Regions from separate parts of the Homo sapiens genome. Here region 1 is linked to region 2. A link is a loop called in an ENCODE intact Hi-C map of the cell type or tissue named here. Cell type or tissue: natural killer cell. All regions are shown on one strand.

What was found. Peaks named below come from ENCODE experiments on the same cell type or tissue, not always from the same donor. Only the 100,000 strongest peaks of a DNase experiment are listed, where the experiment ranks them.
Region 1: a loop joins it to region 2, with 4 times the contacts of the local background. A loop is called at or near these places in 5 of 110 quality-filtered maps.

What each region holds. Positions count from the first base shown.
Region 1 is chr15:60,663,309-60,671,308 of GRCh38, reverse strand. The region is part of intron 2 of RORA (RAR related orphan receptor A); the gene reads left to right. Among named protein-coding and RNA genes, the nearest start is that of RORA-AS2, 14 kb to the left of the region's middle. In natural killer cell, no CTCF peak of the experiment used is centred here; no DNase peak of the experiment used is centred here; H3K27ac peaks cover 941 bases.
Region 2 is chr15:60,841,024-60,849,023 of GRCh38, reverse strand. All of the region lies in intron 1 of RORA (RAR related orphan receptor A), which reads left to right. It overlaps LOC124903500 (a long non-coding RNA gene), which reads left to right. Exons shown (of 2, transcript XR_007064666.1): 2 at 1-1,273. Among named protein-coding and RNA genes, the nearest start is that of RORA-AS4, 81 kb to the right of the region's middle. In natural killer cell, no CTCF peak of the experiment used is centred here; DNase peaks (open chromatin) are centred at 4,023, 4,373, 7,253 and 7,683; H3K4me3 peaks cover 562 bases; H3K27ac peaks cover 2,861 bases.

The DNA.
Region 1 (8,000 bases), 180 kb after region 2:
AGCACAAACCCATCTTCCTCTGAAACAAAGCCTTTAACGGACATTAATGACATTTATAATAAATTTATACTTTTTTGTTAGACCAACTTAGTAATTCATTTATAACTTTCATTGCCACAAAGCAGTACTATGATTCCGGACACAGTGGTTTCTTTGAAACCTATCCAAACCCAAAAAAACCCTGGAAGCTAACAGAACGCTCAGGAAACAGATATATATATATATATATATATATATATATCAATGGGATATATAGGAGATATAAGAAAATTAACATCTAGATTTTGAGGATGTTTAAGCATATCTGAACTTAGGACTGGATTTACACTTATATCAGCTTCTCTTTTTATTGCAATCTGTACGCAGAGGAATAAAAACGTAGAAGAAACAGAGATGCCAATGTGTTTAAAACAAGAAGAGAGTGATCACTCTACATTCACTTTCAGTGATGACACTAAATTTTTTACACTGATTTCTTTATCAATTCTGTGGCCAGGAAGTTAGTGCATTTGTAGTCACATGGCCCTTTGGATTATAATTGACATCCACATCTATACATTATAAGGATGAAGATTTTTAAGCTATTCAATTAAATATTTTCCTTTGACTGCCAAAATCCCTTGCAATGGAATGTTCTCCACCCAATCCACTTCCACTTCTGGGAAAACATGTTTTTCTATGTAGGAGTGATAGCTCTTTCCCTTCTTGATTTTGTATGTCTCCTAGGCATCAACTCCAGCTCCTACTGTCTTAAATAGTTAATAGCCAAGGATACTGATTAGAAGGCATATTGAGGAGTGGCCGGGCATGGTGGCTCACGCTTGTAATCCCAGCACTTTGGGAGGCCGAGACGGGCGGATCACTGAAGGTCAAGAGTTTGAGACTAGCCTGGCCAACATGGTGAAACCCCATCTTAACTAAAAATACAAAAAGTAGCTGAGTGTGGTACTGTGCACCTGTAATCCCAGCTACTAGGGAGGCTGAGGCAGGATAATCGCTTGAACCTGGGATGCCGAAGCGGCAGTAAGCTGAGATCACAGCACTGCACCCCAACCTGGGCAATGTAGTGGGACTCCATCTCAAAAAAAAAAAAAGAAAAAAAAAAAAGAGGTAGGATATACTAGATTAAGGTTTGGATTCAGTGGAAAGGCCTTAATCTATAAATCTTTTATTTTACATTTTCTTCTTAGAGGAAAGGGGAAGGAAATTATATGCTAGGCAATCCAGACACCTGTAATATCGGGGTCTGAGGAACAGAGGCTGGAAAGTAGACTGCAGTTCATACCTATGGAAAGATAGGGCAGGGAGCCAGGCAGATTTTCTTAGCTTGATATTTTTTAACCCCTGCTCTGTGCCTAACATTGTGTAAGGCACATTGCAGTATAGGTAATCTAACTTATATTCCTCCCTGTCTAATAGTTTAGTCTGTATCTAGGAGAAAGGACACACACATTTGAGGAACTTTCAGTAATGAAAGAATTGCAGGAAAATGCAGGGCTATGAAATTTTGCCATTTCAATGGCAAAAACCACAATTACTTTTGCACCAACCTAATAGAATATGTGTTTAAATGCTGTATGAGTTGGGAACATGTGTGGTGAGCTGAGCTTGCTCTGGAAGGGTAGCAAGAATTAGGTGTGATCAGGGATGATTGTGTAGATCGGTCTGACTGGAGTAGAGTATTAACAAGGAAAAGGGAGACCAGTAAGAACAGAGAGCAGGTTTTGGCTTTCTCTCATAACCAATGTGGAGCCACAGAATGTGTGTGAAAAAAAGCAGTGACCTATAAACAATGTTTTTCTGCCACAGTCATTTAGTTAGGGTTATGTGAATCAGATGTTCCCTGCTCCAGTCCCTTCTCTGAACCCAGGTGACATTTTTATCCTTAGTTAGAACTACTTCTGTGTGTGCTCCTGTGACCAACTACGTTAAAAAAACAAACAAACAAACAAACAAACAAACAAACAAAAAAACGCTTATTGGGAAGGAGAGATCTGGTCCGAAAAGAGAAGGCTCTTCTGATTATTAAAGAAAAAGGATGTTCACTTTTTCTCTAACTCCACGGTGTTAAGGTCTAATTGTAAGACCCGTTCTTGCCATTTCATTAAAATCAGAGGCATGGAATGTGCAGTGAAACTTGAAAAATACATAAGCACTTTGAATTTTGCGGCTAATGGTTCTCCTTGCTTTCTTTCATTCGAGCTGCTAATTGGCTGCAGGCTACTCTGCTACCCTGGGAGCCTCTGTCTTTCCAACCCTTTTAAACTCAGCTACAAATAGCTTTATAAAAATTTAAACCCCAAATTCCAAACCTTGCTCACTCCTTAGGTAGGCAAAGTCAACTGCAGTGACTATTACTTTTTCATCAGCACAAAGAATTATTTCCCTCATGTAGCTGGACAATTATGGTAAGAGGACAACTAAGCATCCTTTTCTCATTATGGATATTTCTTAATTTCCTTAGAATATGTTTCTGTCGTTTTACTTAAAGAATACCAAGGTCCTGATGAGGCATTTTCATTGGCTGCGTGTTCTTAGTCTCCAGTATAATGAATCATATTGAGTTAATTTATCTCTCTTTCTCTTACACCATGTCTTTTTGTGTCGACAAAACTGAAAATTCACTTTCCCTCACCAGGTTGGGGCGTCGGGATAATTGATTGTTACCAGTCTCTGCTGTTAGTAGACAGGATAACACCAGTGCCTCTAGAGAACAGGTGAAAACTAAACTCTGTCCCCCGAGGCCAATGAAATAGCTGTTTGGTCCCTTGTGTGAAACTTCCTAATAACTTAACTGGGCAGCCTCTGGGTCCCTGGAGGGTTTCTCCACAAGAGTATTCCCTCTCTTTGTTAAGATTGCTTATTAAAAATGATTTTATAATGAAGTTGCCTCAAATAGCAGCTCTTTTCCTGGTTGTCCTTGAAGCTGTGGTGAAGAACCTTAGAGACAACTGTCTAGGGTTTTCCTCCTTGTTAAAAAACTTCTCTCTTACCACTCTTGCTCTTGATTTTTAAGGAGACAAAATCTAACTGACACAAGTCCCTCTCCGGCTGATTATGTCGCTTCAAACATTGTGCAAGGCATTATTGGTAGTTCAACTTGTCATTCGGGCTCAGGAATCGAACTGATCTACGTGGAGTGAGGACAGTTAAGTCTGCAGTGGAAACAAGGCTGTAGGGCTTCCCCCTGAGAGCAGCAGCCAAGGAATGCTGCTGTCATGCTGTCACAAACTCTGCCCCTGACTCTATCAAAACAATGATTTCCAATTATTTCATCTCTTTGGTCCTAGATTTCTTCTATCTATAAACTAACCACTTTCCTGCCACAAGAGACTGTCATGAAGAGGAATTAAATTTAAAAAAAAAAAATAGAATCATACTCTTTGGGCTGGGTGCAGTGGCTCATGCCTGTAAACCCAGCACTTTGGGAGGCTGAGGCAGGTAGAGCACTTGAGCCACAGAGTTCAAAACCAGCCTGGGCACGTGGCAAAACCCCATCTCCACCAAAAAATAAAAAGAAAATTAGCTGGGTATGGGGGTGCATGCCTATAGTCCCAGCTACTCAGGATGCTGAGGTGGAAAGATTGCTTGAGCCCAGGAGTTTAAAGCTGCCGCAAGCTATGATCACACCACTGCACTCCAGCCTGGGTGACAGAGTGAGACCCTGTCTCAAAAACAAAAACAAAAAGAAACAAAAAACGAACTATACTCTCTGCTACCAATGGCCTGTATAAATTCAAAAACTTCTAATACATGTAGGCAATTAGGAGAAAAATCGGTTTTTTATTGTCCACACCATAACCTTAACTTCTCGGCTTGCAAGGGCTTAGATGTGGTGATGTATTTAACATAAAGAATGATAAAGCACCCGGCAGGGAGGCTCGCTGTCAGAAATATCTGCCTCCGATTTCGTTTCTCAGTGGCCAGGCATTCTCAACAAGCAACACAGGAAACAACAAACCATATAAAGTTGTTAGTGACAGATTCAGCTTGAAATATTTTTCTAACTTTAAGGCTTGTCAGGCAGTAAACCTGCAGAGCAGAGAACTCAAGGTGTGGCTTGGCACTTGTTTTGCTTTGCAGTGTGAATACAACAGAACACCAACAGTAAGAGGGACGATTGTGAATCTTTTAGGGAAGAGAGCCCAGTCTTGTCTAGTGGTACCAAGACTCACTGTGTGCTAAGAGTGTGATAAAAATCTGTCTTGGCTAAATTCTATTCTCTGAGATGAGGTATATTAGAAAACACCAGCCTTACATTCGGTAATTCCTGCTCCTGCACAATAAAAAAGAAAAGTAAGGAAAAAGAAAAACTGTGGCTTTCTCTAGAATTTGACTGTGGCCTTCTCTAGAATCTTCTGATTCTACCTCCTTAGAAACAAGGTGGAATCTTCTCATTCAACCTCCTGTAAGGTTTTCTGTCACCTGAGGAGTCTAAATTCTAAGTATGGCATTCGAGGCCTTTTACAATCTGGTCTTAATCTTTCCACTGCTCTTTTCAGGACTTCTCCCATGCAGGCAGTGTTTGCCATCCTCAGTGATCTGTTCCCAGGAGATTCCATGCATGGGCATACCTCGGTGCCTTTGTATCTGTAGTATCTTGTTTGTCCTGGAATGTCCTTCATCATCTTCTGCACCTATAAAGTCTTATTGCTCCATCAAAGGCCAACACAAGTAGCATCTGCCGTGCAAAGCCTTCTCCAATTCCACCTTGTTAATTGCTGCAGCCCCCACAGTACATTCTTAAGGTGACAGTATAAAATGTATTGCAGAATAGTTGCTGTTTATGTAGCTTTGTCCTACTAGATATTCTTTAATTTTTTTGGCCGGGTGTGGTGGCTCATGCCTGTAGTCCCAGCACTTTGGGAGGCTGAGGAGGGGGGATTGCTGAGTCCAGGAGTTCAAGAACAGCCTGGAAAACATAGGGAGACCAGGTATCTACAAAAAAAAAAAAAAAAAAAAGAAAGAAATTAAGTAGCTATGCATGCTGGCACACACCTATAGTTCCAGCTACTTGGGAGACTGAGCTGGGAGGATTGCTTGAGCCCAGGAAGTCAAGACTACAGTTAGCAGAGAGTGCACCACTGCACTCTAGACTAGACTACAGAGCAAGACCCTGTTTCAAAAAAAAAAAAAAAAAAATTATCTTTGTATCCCTTGGGCTTAACAGAGTGATCAGTATCTACTATGTGCTCAATTAATACCCGTAGATTTTAAATAAGTGTGTCTGTATGTGTGTGTATACATACACAATTTTATGACCACTCTTGTTGCTCATTTCAGTTTGGCCAAAAATAATGATATTTTCATTGTTAACAGCTATAAGAAAGAATAGGCTGGGTACAGTGGCTCACACCTGTAATCCTAGCACTTGGCGAGGCCAAGGCACACAGATCACTGGAGGTCAGGAGTTCGAGACCAGCCCGGCCAACATGGGGAAACCCCGTCTTTACTAAAAATACAAAAATTAGCCGGGCATGGTGACAGGCGCCTGTAATCTCAGCTACTAGGGAGGCTGAGGCACGAGAATTGCTTGAACCCGGGAGATGGAGGTTGCAGTGAGCTGAGATCACACCACTGCACAGCGAGACTCAGTCTCAAAAAAAAGAAAAGAAAGAAAGAATAGGTATTTATTACTTGAAATTATATTGTGAGATTTGCATTATAATAGTTTGGAAACTGATACTATAATTCAAAGGGCTGCTTGACATCTGGCAATTTACCATATGCATTTTGAGTCTCAGTATTAGGGCTAAATTTTAGGGCTGATAGCTTTAAAGTTTCTTTCTGCAGTTTGTAAGATTTAAGTCAGAATCTTATCGAGAGGTTTAAAAATACTTGCCTATCTTTCTAGATATGAAGAATGTGTTAATTTTCTGAGTGACCTCTTGAACACCATTTGTTTGCATTATCCATGTAAATCAGATGATCGAATCTATAGAGTAAAAGGTAAAGGGACCATTTTCAGTTACCATTGGCATCTACATTTATGCAAAGTAGGAAACTACCTACTAGAAAAGAGAATTGGCTGACCTTTCCAAGAATGAAGGGTGTATCCTATCAAGGGAAATATCCTGTATTTGTCCAGTCTAGAGAAGAAAAAGTAATCCTAAAATGTTTAACAGTTTCTGAAGTAGATGTCCTGATAATCCCAGATTACTTATTGAATTTTAAGGTAAATTCTGGAAAGAAATGACATTTATTTGTTCAAGGTCAGAACACGTGACTTGCTATGTTTGTCTGGTCTAGAATGTAAGTATGTTTCCTTAGTTTAGCAGGAACCAATAATTTCAAAACTATTGTCCACCTCATCAGTGGCTGCACACAACCACAGTTTCTGTGCTCTTTTCCTTGGAATTCTTTTAAAAATGTCCTTTAGCCTTCATATGCAGCTTCCTCCCTACTTTTGTTTGTAACTTTTTCTTGAGTCAAAACAAGAGGAGCAAAATTATCCCCTGCAGTATCAATTGCTTGAGTGGAAGCCTTGCTCATAAATGAGAGGATGAGATGTGACCCAATAAAAGAATCTATTTTAATTTTAATTTATTTCCTGGTGGCCTTTTATGCCTCCTTAGGCGATGACCTAACCAATTCTATCTTAACACTGATTTTCTTCTTCCAAGGTCAAAAAGCACTTTGGAATTATTGTAAAAAGAGAAAAAAATGTCCCTTGCCTGTAACGTAAAGTCCATCTCTTCTTAGGAAATTTAAATCTTACTTTCTCAGCTTCACAATAATTCTTTTCTCATGAGGCGTCTATTAGCAAGCTAAATGAGAACAGGATGAAGGAAGAAGATCTTTTAGGCTTCTGAAGTTGATTTTTTGATAGAAAGGCCATCTCTTATAGCCTCCTTCACCCATTTTCTTTCTCAGATGGGAGTCTTTAATAGCACAGTGAGAGGAGCTATCTTCATTTTGTGCTGCTCTTTCACACAGCCAAGTGCAATCAAAGTAGAAGCTGTCCTAGAAGGCCTATGGTTTTTGATGTTGGAAAAGGAAAAACTGTTACTATCACACACACATCCTCACCACCATCCTCCTCTCCTCCTGCTCCCACACCCCTCAAAAAAGAGTCCTGCCTGGTATCTCTAAATCAAAGAACTTTCCATGGCCTGATTTGTGGAAGTTACCTAATCCTGTGTATAATTGGGGTGATTTGAGAGACAGGAAGATGTTCTCATTTTCACTAGGGGAGCCACTCAGGGACAGTATCATTTAGGAGAATATGTTTTTATTGCCCTAAATTGCTTCACCTGAGATTCTGTTGATACGTTTCTCTTAGGTTAGATTTCTAATGAACAAAATGACCAATATGGGACTCATTCTCACAGATTTTCCTAGTGCTTTACCTACTCTTTAGTGGTCAGTGAGTTCTTCCTCGTTCTATCCCAGAGTCTTACTTACAAGAATTCTGGAGAGTTGGGTTAATTATGCCACTGAAATGTAGAAGAGCCAACTTCTCACATTCTGTGTGTGACCAATCATCTACATATCGTACATGATTCTTCTATTATTTTCAATAGCAAAGCCTCATTATAAAATTTCTCATATTGTGGCCAGGTGTGGTGGCTCATGTCTGTAATCCCAGCACTTTGGGAGGCTGAGGTGGGTGAATCACCTGAGGTCAGGAGGTCAAGATCAGCCTGACCAACATGGTGAAACCCCATCTCTACTAAAAACACAAAATTAGCCGGGTATGGTGGCGTATGCCTGTGATCCCAACTACTTGGGGGGCTGAGGCAAGATAATCACTCGAACCTGGGAGGCAGAGGTTGCAGTGAGCCAACATCGCGTCATTGCACTCCAGCCTGGGCAACAAGAGTGAAACTCCGTAACAGCAACAACAAAAAAAGTCTCATTTTGTACCATTACCATTAATTTAGCTCACCTTGCAATGCTAGAGTTTTTTAAAAACTTCTGGAACTAACCCTCTTGGCATAAAGGCTAAGTTGGGTCTATCTCACATTGAAGAAAGTGAAGTTCTACCATATTCTGATCTA
Region 2 (8,000 bases):
ATTGCTGCTATAACAAATAACCACAAATGTTTTGGCTTAGAACAATATGAATGTATTCTGTCATTGTCCTAGAGGTCACAAGTCTAAAATTGGTTGTGATATGGTTTGGATTTATGTCCCGGTCCAAATCTCATGCTGAATGATAACCCCCTTTGTTGGAGTAGGGGCCTAGTGGGAGGTGAACAGATTATGAGTGGATTTCCCTCTTGCTATTCTCACGATAGTGAGTGAGTTCTCATGAGATCTGGTTGTTTAAAAGTGTGTGGCATCTCCCCCTTCACTCTCTCTCTCTCCTGCTCCACCACGTAAGACGTACCTGCTTCCCCTTCACCTTTTGCCATGATCGTAAGTTTCCTGAGGCCTCCCCAGCCATGCTTCATGTACAGCCTGTGGAACCATGAGCCAATTAAACCCCCTCTCTTTATAAATTACGCAGTGTCAGGTAGTTCTCTGTAGCAATGTGAGAAAGGACTAACACAGGTTGGAGTCCTGCATTCCTTCTGAAGGCTTCAGGGAAGAATCGTATCTTGGGCTTTTCCAGCTCCTGGAAGCCACCTGCATTCCTTGGCTCATGGCCCTGCATCTCTCCAATTTCTGCTTCTGTCATCACACCTCCCTCTCTGACTCCCCTTCCTCCCTCTTTTTCCCTTATGAGGACTCTTGTGATCATATGGGGCCCACATGGATAACCCAGGATCATCTCCCCATCTCAAAATTCTTCCTCCTTTGAGTCTCTTTTGCCATGTAAGGTAGCATATTCACAGGTTCCAGGGATTAGGAGGTGACATCTTTGGGGGCCATTATTCTTCCTACCACAGGAGGTGAGGGAAGGCTTCTCCCAGGAGCTGCCACTTGAGAGGAGACCCACACGACAAAAACAGATGAGGGGGACAGGCTGCAAAGATCCTGGACCTGGCAGAAGCCTGCAGATTCTGAGGAAAATGCCAGCATGACTGAAGTGAGCAGCAAGCGGGGGCTGGAGGGGGAGGCAGGGCCCAGGTCCCTCTGCATTGCGGGAGCCAGAGAAGGAGCGCAGATTTCATTCTGAGTGCAGTGGAACGTGGGCAGAGGGCTGGAGAGTTGTGTTCTCACTGGGCTAACTTGTACATGGATGAAGACAGTTTCTCTGGCAGTTGTTTAGAGCAGTGCTGTCTGGTAGAAATACAATGTAATCAGATTTGTCAGTTTAGATGTTCTAGTAGCCACATGTTAAGAAGTAAAAGGAAACAGCTGAAATTAACCTTAATAAAACATTTTATCTTTACCCAATCTATCCAAAGTATTATCATTTCAACGTGGTATCAATATGGAAAACTTATTAATACGATATTTTATATTCATTTTTGTACCACATCTTCAATATCTAGTGTGGGTTTTATGCTTGAAGCATACCTCAATTTGGACTGGCCATATTTCAAGTGCTCGACAGCTACATATGGTTGGTGGCTACTTTTGGATAGTACATGTCTAGGCACTGTTCTCAGAATCCAGTGCAAAGTCTACTCAAAGGTGTTCAGAAAAGCAATGAACAGTGCATTGTCACGGAACATATGGGCCACCTGTCACTCCCATCAGCCATCCCCAATTCCAGAGGTTCTGAGTAGGCCACAGGAAGTAGGGGATGGAACAGGAGATTCTAGAAAGGATGTGTCCTCTGGTGAAGCTGATGAGGTTCAGCCACAGACTCTGATTAGACTCTTGCCTGGCTGCAACCTCCGAGAAACACCCTGTCTCTGTTTATTTCATAGATATCTAAGTTCACCTCTGCGTTCACCCTTATACCTTTAATCCTCAAGGGAGTTTCAGCCAAAGCCCGATTTTTTTCCCATTTCTTTATAGATAGGGCCATTTATTCAACTCATTATACTAATATTACTGAAAACAAGGGCAGAGGTTAAGAACAGGAAAAATTCAATGAAGCAATGAGAGGGTATCAATTGCTAGGACAAGAAGTATATTCCAGGCACTTTTAAGCTATACCCATGCTCTCTTGAGCTCTTGCTGTGACCCTGATATTAACCATAAAAGTATAGCCCAAAAAGCTTGGTACCAAAAGAGCATCATGTATATCCATTTAGATTTTTACAGTGATATTAAAAGGGGTTATGAAACAGAAAATAAAGATCTGAATTAAACATTTAGGTCATGGTGGTTTTGCATAAAGTCTAGTATGTGAGAAGCATATTCGATACTGCACAAGACAATAAAAACAATAGCAATGTTTATTAGAATATCCTATTTAGAACCAGCAATCTGTGCAACATACTCAGCTTTTAGGAGATGGGCTGGCCCCGAGTTTCTTTCCGATGATGGATTTGGTGGGCTGGCATCTTGACCCTGTCATCCAGCCTGCGGGTACCATCAAAAGGCAGCTTGACCATTTTTGATATGTAGTGACAAAAGCTCTAATGTGTGAGTACAAAGGTGCCTTCTGTGAGTGCTTTGGTGCTTTAGCGCTTCAGTCAAATTACCAGTGGCTCTAATTAGTGTTCCTGAAATCTGGAGCAATCTATATCTGCATTCCAAAAAGGGGTGGAATGTTTCCCTCTGATAACACATTAGTATGAGTCCTTCCTAGATGGGTGTTCTGAAATTATAAGGACGTGATAGTGTGGAGGAGAAGCAGTTACGATAGAGAAACCTGTTGCTTTGAAAATCAGCAGTGATCTTTGCAATCAGCTGATTAATAAATATTTATACAGTACCTATCAAGTGCTACACTCTGAAAAAAATAAGTATGCAATGATAAATCACAGTACGGGCACCAATGTGGTTCTGACCTGGAAGCGAGTAGACCTGAGCCCTGACAGCCACTTACGATTGCTGCTATCTTTGGTTTAATCATTGTATAGCAGAGACAATAGTTATTGTCTCAACCAAGATTCATTTCCCTAGGACAAGTTACTTTATCTCTCTGGACCTCAAGATTAAGAGGGTCTGAAGGGATCATGCTGGTGGTGGTAATAAAAATAGCTTCACAGCTGGGCGCGGTGGCTCACGCCTGTAATCCCAGCACTTTGGGAGCCCGAGGGGAGCGGATCACGAGGTCAGGAGATTGAGACCATCCTGGCTAACAAGGTGAAACCCCGTCTCTACTAAAAATACAAAAATTAGCCGGGTGTGGTGGCAGGCACCTGTAGTCCCTGCTACTCGGGAAGCTGAGGTAGGAGAATGGTGTGAACCCGGGAGGCGGAGGTTGCAGTGAGCGGAGATCGCACCACTGCACTGCAGCCTGGGCGACAGAGCAAGACTCCATCTCAAACAAGCAAACAAAAAAATGGCTTCACATACTGAGGTGTATAATTGTGCTAAGTACTTTAATGCGAATTAACTCATATATTTCTAAAGCAAACTCAACTAGAAGATGGGTTCTGTTAGTCCCAATTTATAAATGAGAAAGCTGAGATTTAGGTTGTGTGACTTACCTGAAATCAAAGAACACCGACTAATGCCAGAGCTGAGATTCAGTAGCAAGTTTTAGAGCCTGTAAAGCTTCCAATCGGCACCCCCGGAAGCTCATCCCAGCTGTCACATTCTGTGGATCTGGGGACCTTAAAGAATCATCAAAAGATTGCCTGGGGAAACGAAAAGGTTGAAAACTGATGGGGGAAACCATATTTCAGGGAAATAGGGACGAGGCATTAGCAGAGCTTCAGAGAGGAGAAACATACCATCGTCTGTGGCTCAGAGAATTCAGAACCTAACTACATCAGAATACCGTGATGCTGAAATGCAGTGTGTCTTTCTGGGACACACACCGATAAATCAATGCTGAGATCTCAATTTGTGTTGACGTAGTGATGGTCATTCAGCAAATGAGCCTTCACATAGCAGGCAGTGCCACCCGGAAAGGCACTTCAAGGTTGCTGTATGACAACTAGTCTCACCTTCTCAACCTTTTCATTTTATACCAGTGTCAGCCACAGCTGGAGGACTTGTGAATTTCACTTTAACTATAATATTTAGTGAGGACACACACACACACACTCACACACTGGCACCCACAAAGTCTTCACTTTGAAACAAGGGTGGGTTTGGTTTCCTTCACTTATACAACTGATGCCTACCAGGGATATTTTTGTTTAGACGGCTCATTGGCCACAAACCGTTTCATTATGTGTTGCCCAGTTACCTTGGCTTCCTGCACATTCTTTTGAGCAGATAGTTCATCTCCTTATCTCAAAGAATTGTTTCCCCAAGTGTAGCCCTGGAGCCAATAGCTTTGATACCATCGAGGCAAGAAGGCATTAAACCACCTTTTTTGTAATTGTCTTAGTCTTACTTTTTCATGTCTGTTTCATGAAAAGTTGATGTGGTTAGATTTAAGCTGGGCCTCGCTGAGGGTATCATCTGTGCCTGGGGTTACCCACATCATCACGTGGCTTACCTTCCTTTGCAGTATGGTGATCTTATCTTCTTTGCTGCTTCTTGCCATAGAGCAACCAGCTCCTTCTAGCTCCTATGTGTGTGTGCATGCATACAAGTGTGCATTCGACATGCGTGGAGGCTTGCTCGTGGCAGCAGCTTGTAAAATGACACTTTACCATTCAGAATGAAAACTGGCTGGTTGGGGGCCTTTGCTATACTCTTAGGGGCAAACGACAACAACAACAACAACAACTCCTTCATTGGCTTTTCCATTTGGGAACTTGGAGCAAAGTTTTCCTTAAGTAGATGCATTTCTGTGTAGTTTAAAGTAGTAATTCTTTTGTTCCCTCTGTGTCCCAGTAACTGAGCTGACAACCCAGGGTACAAAGATGAATATGACTGAGTCACTGTCCTTGAGAGAGCCTCAGGACAGCCATAGGAGAAAACATGTTAACAAATAGCTAGAATTCAACTCAGGAAGGGCAGAGAGGTGCCAGGAACAGAGTTCTCTGGGAAGACAAGTGAGGGGACTAGGAGAGAAGAGCCAGAGGAGGCTATGAAAAGGAGCAGGCATTTAAACTCCATCCTCAAAGTCAAGTGCAGGTTTGCCAGTTAAAGAGGGGAAGATATTCCTGGTGGAGAGAATAACCAAAAAAAAAGTAAATGAAGATGTGAAAGTGTGGGCTATGTTTCCTGTGCCCTGAGCAGAGTAGGTATATTAGGGTGAGGCTGTAGAAAGATGGGCCAGCCCAGCTGAGGAAGGACTTAGTGCATTATCCTGAGATGTTTAGCATTCAGGGTATGCTTTAAGATTCAATCCAACAAGTGCACCAGAGACCCAGGAAAAGCAAAAAGAGACATTCACGGACCTTGCCAAAATGGAGAACTTTGCCTTCCCCAGCAAGACAGGGCTGTGCCAGCCGTTCTGTCCCTGGTTCTGACTCAGCCTTTGGCTTTCTTTTCATCAGTCATTTAACCCTCCGAGAACCTGGCTTGCCACGGTCAGAGTGTGAATCTTGAAAGCGTCCTTGACCCCTCCTGACAACTGTAAAGTCATGGGAAGAATTGCTCTTGTAACTCATCTTGCCCTTGGGCAGCTAGTGGACATTTGACCATGACACGTGTAACAAGAACAGTTGGTTTGTGTGGCTGCAGCAGCCACATCACAGGGAGAGGGAAAGAGCTCTCCGCCTGGGAGAAAAGGCCTTGGGAACTGTGTGGGCTCTACCACTCTGATACTGAATGACCTTGGACAAGTTATTTCTCTCCAGGCTCCGATGTCCTCACCTGTAAAATGAGGTACCTGGACTTTATGGCTACTAAGAGGCCTTTTCTCCCTTCTACCGTGTCTGATTCTGCCTTGACTCTTTAATTTTTAGGAAGTTAGAGTGCAGGAGACTGACCAGGGAGCGTCTCTGCTTAACATGGGGACTCTGAGATTTGTGCATGTTTGTGCTTTGAGCAAGGAAAAAACAAATCACCAAGTGGCCCAGCGAGGTTGTTCCTTCTTCCATTTCCTTGCAGCAGAACAGCAGGGGGAGGGAGAGCGGCAGAACCCAGCTTCTTGGCTGAGTAGATCTTGGGTTTGGACATTTGGAGAATTACCTTAGGAATGGAGTTTCACGAGGGGTGTGGTGGGTGAACGAGAAGGGTGGACAGAGAAAGAGGCTGCTGCAGGATGCAGAGAAAGAGCCCACGTTTCAAATGAATACAGCCAGCCCCAGCTCTTCCACCACCCACTCTCACTCAGCAGATGTGGCGGGCTGGCACTCACTGCCCATCTACTTGAAGCTTCCTGGGCTGCGTGTCTTCTTTATCCACCCGATCTTCTACTTTGAAGGCTGAGAACTTTCAGCTCATATGGATTGAGGACTTCTTAGAGCTCCTCTGCCCCAGGCACCAGTTTGGGTTTGGGAGGGGGTGACCATGACAGCCCAGGACCTGTGTGGAGGGTCGGGGGAGGGGTGTGACAGCAGCACAGGGCATCCGTTCAGGTAGAAGGGGCAGTGAAGGGGTCAAGAGCATGGGTTTTGACATCATAAGATCTGCAGTCCAATGCTCACCACTGACCACTGACCCACTGTCAGCCTTCTGAAGCTGCTTCATCTCTACAGGCCTGAAAATGGAAAGTGCAAGTAATGAAACTTCATGTAGGACTCTTGTGAGAACTAACTCAGGAAGCAATGCTTAACGCTGTATCTGATGTGTACTAAGTGGCCCATAAATCATAAATGGTAGCTTTGAAAATATCTATTATGATTAATGCTTTGAACAGTAAGTTAGGGTCAAGATGTAGAAGTTTCTGTTTGCTGAGACTAGGTATTTGGACTTTATCCTGCAGCCCATGGGCAGCCAAGGAAGATATTCCTGCAGGGATGATATTAAATAAATTGCTGTTTGGGGAAATCTTCACCTGTCATCAGTTTGGGGAGAAAGGAGGAATGTTGGCAAGGAGGCTCTGTCAGTATCCAAGCAAAGTGGACGACGGCCCTGGGGTGGTAGAGAAGGGAAGGGGGTGGAAAACACAAATTCGTGAACTTTAGAAAGGAAGATGGCTGAGGAGCAAGGGATGGGTCAGCTTGGCAACCACAGAGAAGGAAGAAGGGGTCAAAGATATGTTTTGAGAAGGCATCCGTGATGGCAGTGACCCAAACTGTAGTGCGAGGGGAGGAGAGACAGTGCTGTTCTCTCTCCTGGGGGAAGGCCACCATCTGGGATCACTGGACCCAGGTCCCACGCCCCCAAGGGCACTGCTTGGCACATTGATTCATTTGTATCCTGCTTTTCTCAAAAAGGTTTGAGGCTGTTTTACACCAGATACAGTGGATGGTTTCTACTTTCCTCACAAGTGACAATGAGCTGAAACTGTGACAACCAAAAAAAAGGAGATAAAGGGCGGAGCACAACATCATGACGGGGAGGAGAGAACGAGGGCAGAAAATGGACTGACCAGGTGTGTGGAGGGGTGTTGGCTCCACCTGTCCACTTGTGGCCTTCGAATTATTCCATCATTTCTAATCCACTCCCTTTGCGAGGGAGGAATCCCTCCAGGAAAAACAGAAAAACCAGGTCTTTCTCAATAGCATTTTTACTCTTCCTTTCCTGTGCAATGTCAGAAGCAATGGCAGGGGCCTCCTTCTCCAGAACCAATACAGCCCCCAAGAAAGGAGAGAGAGAGAGGGAGAGAGAAAACAAGAAAGAGCCACAGAAAGGGAGAGAGAGACAGAGAGAGCCCATTGCCAGTAGGCACTGCCAGGCGAGCTGCTGGTTGGATGGCTGTGGCCGCGGCAGCCACAGGACGATCCAAATTGTGGCTTTGCTTCCTCTCTCTTTCTCTTTGGTAGCACACAATCACTCAGCCCTAGATTCCTCTGTGTTTCATACCCAGGAGGTCAGGGAGGGCACCTTGTAGTGCCTGAGGCCCCGAGAGGGTTCACAGCCACCTGAGAAGTGTTTGCAGTCTATGGGTGTGTGTTCTTTCTCCAAGCTGTGTCAGCTGTGGGATGGCGTGGAGAGAAAACAAGAAAAAGTTGTTTCCCTCAGCTCTCTGCTGAAAAAATGCTCACGGGGAGTCAGTCAACATTTGGTAAGTACGCTGAATGTTTTTACTTTCAATGCCTAAATTTCTCTGG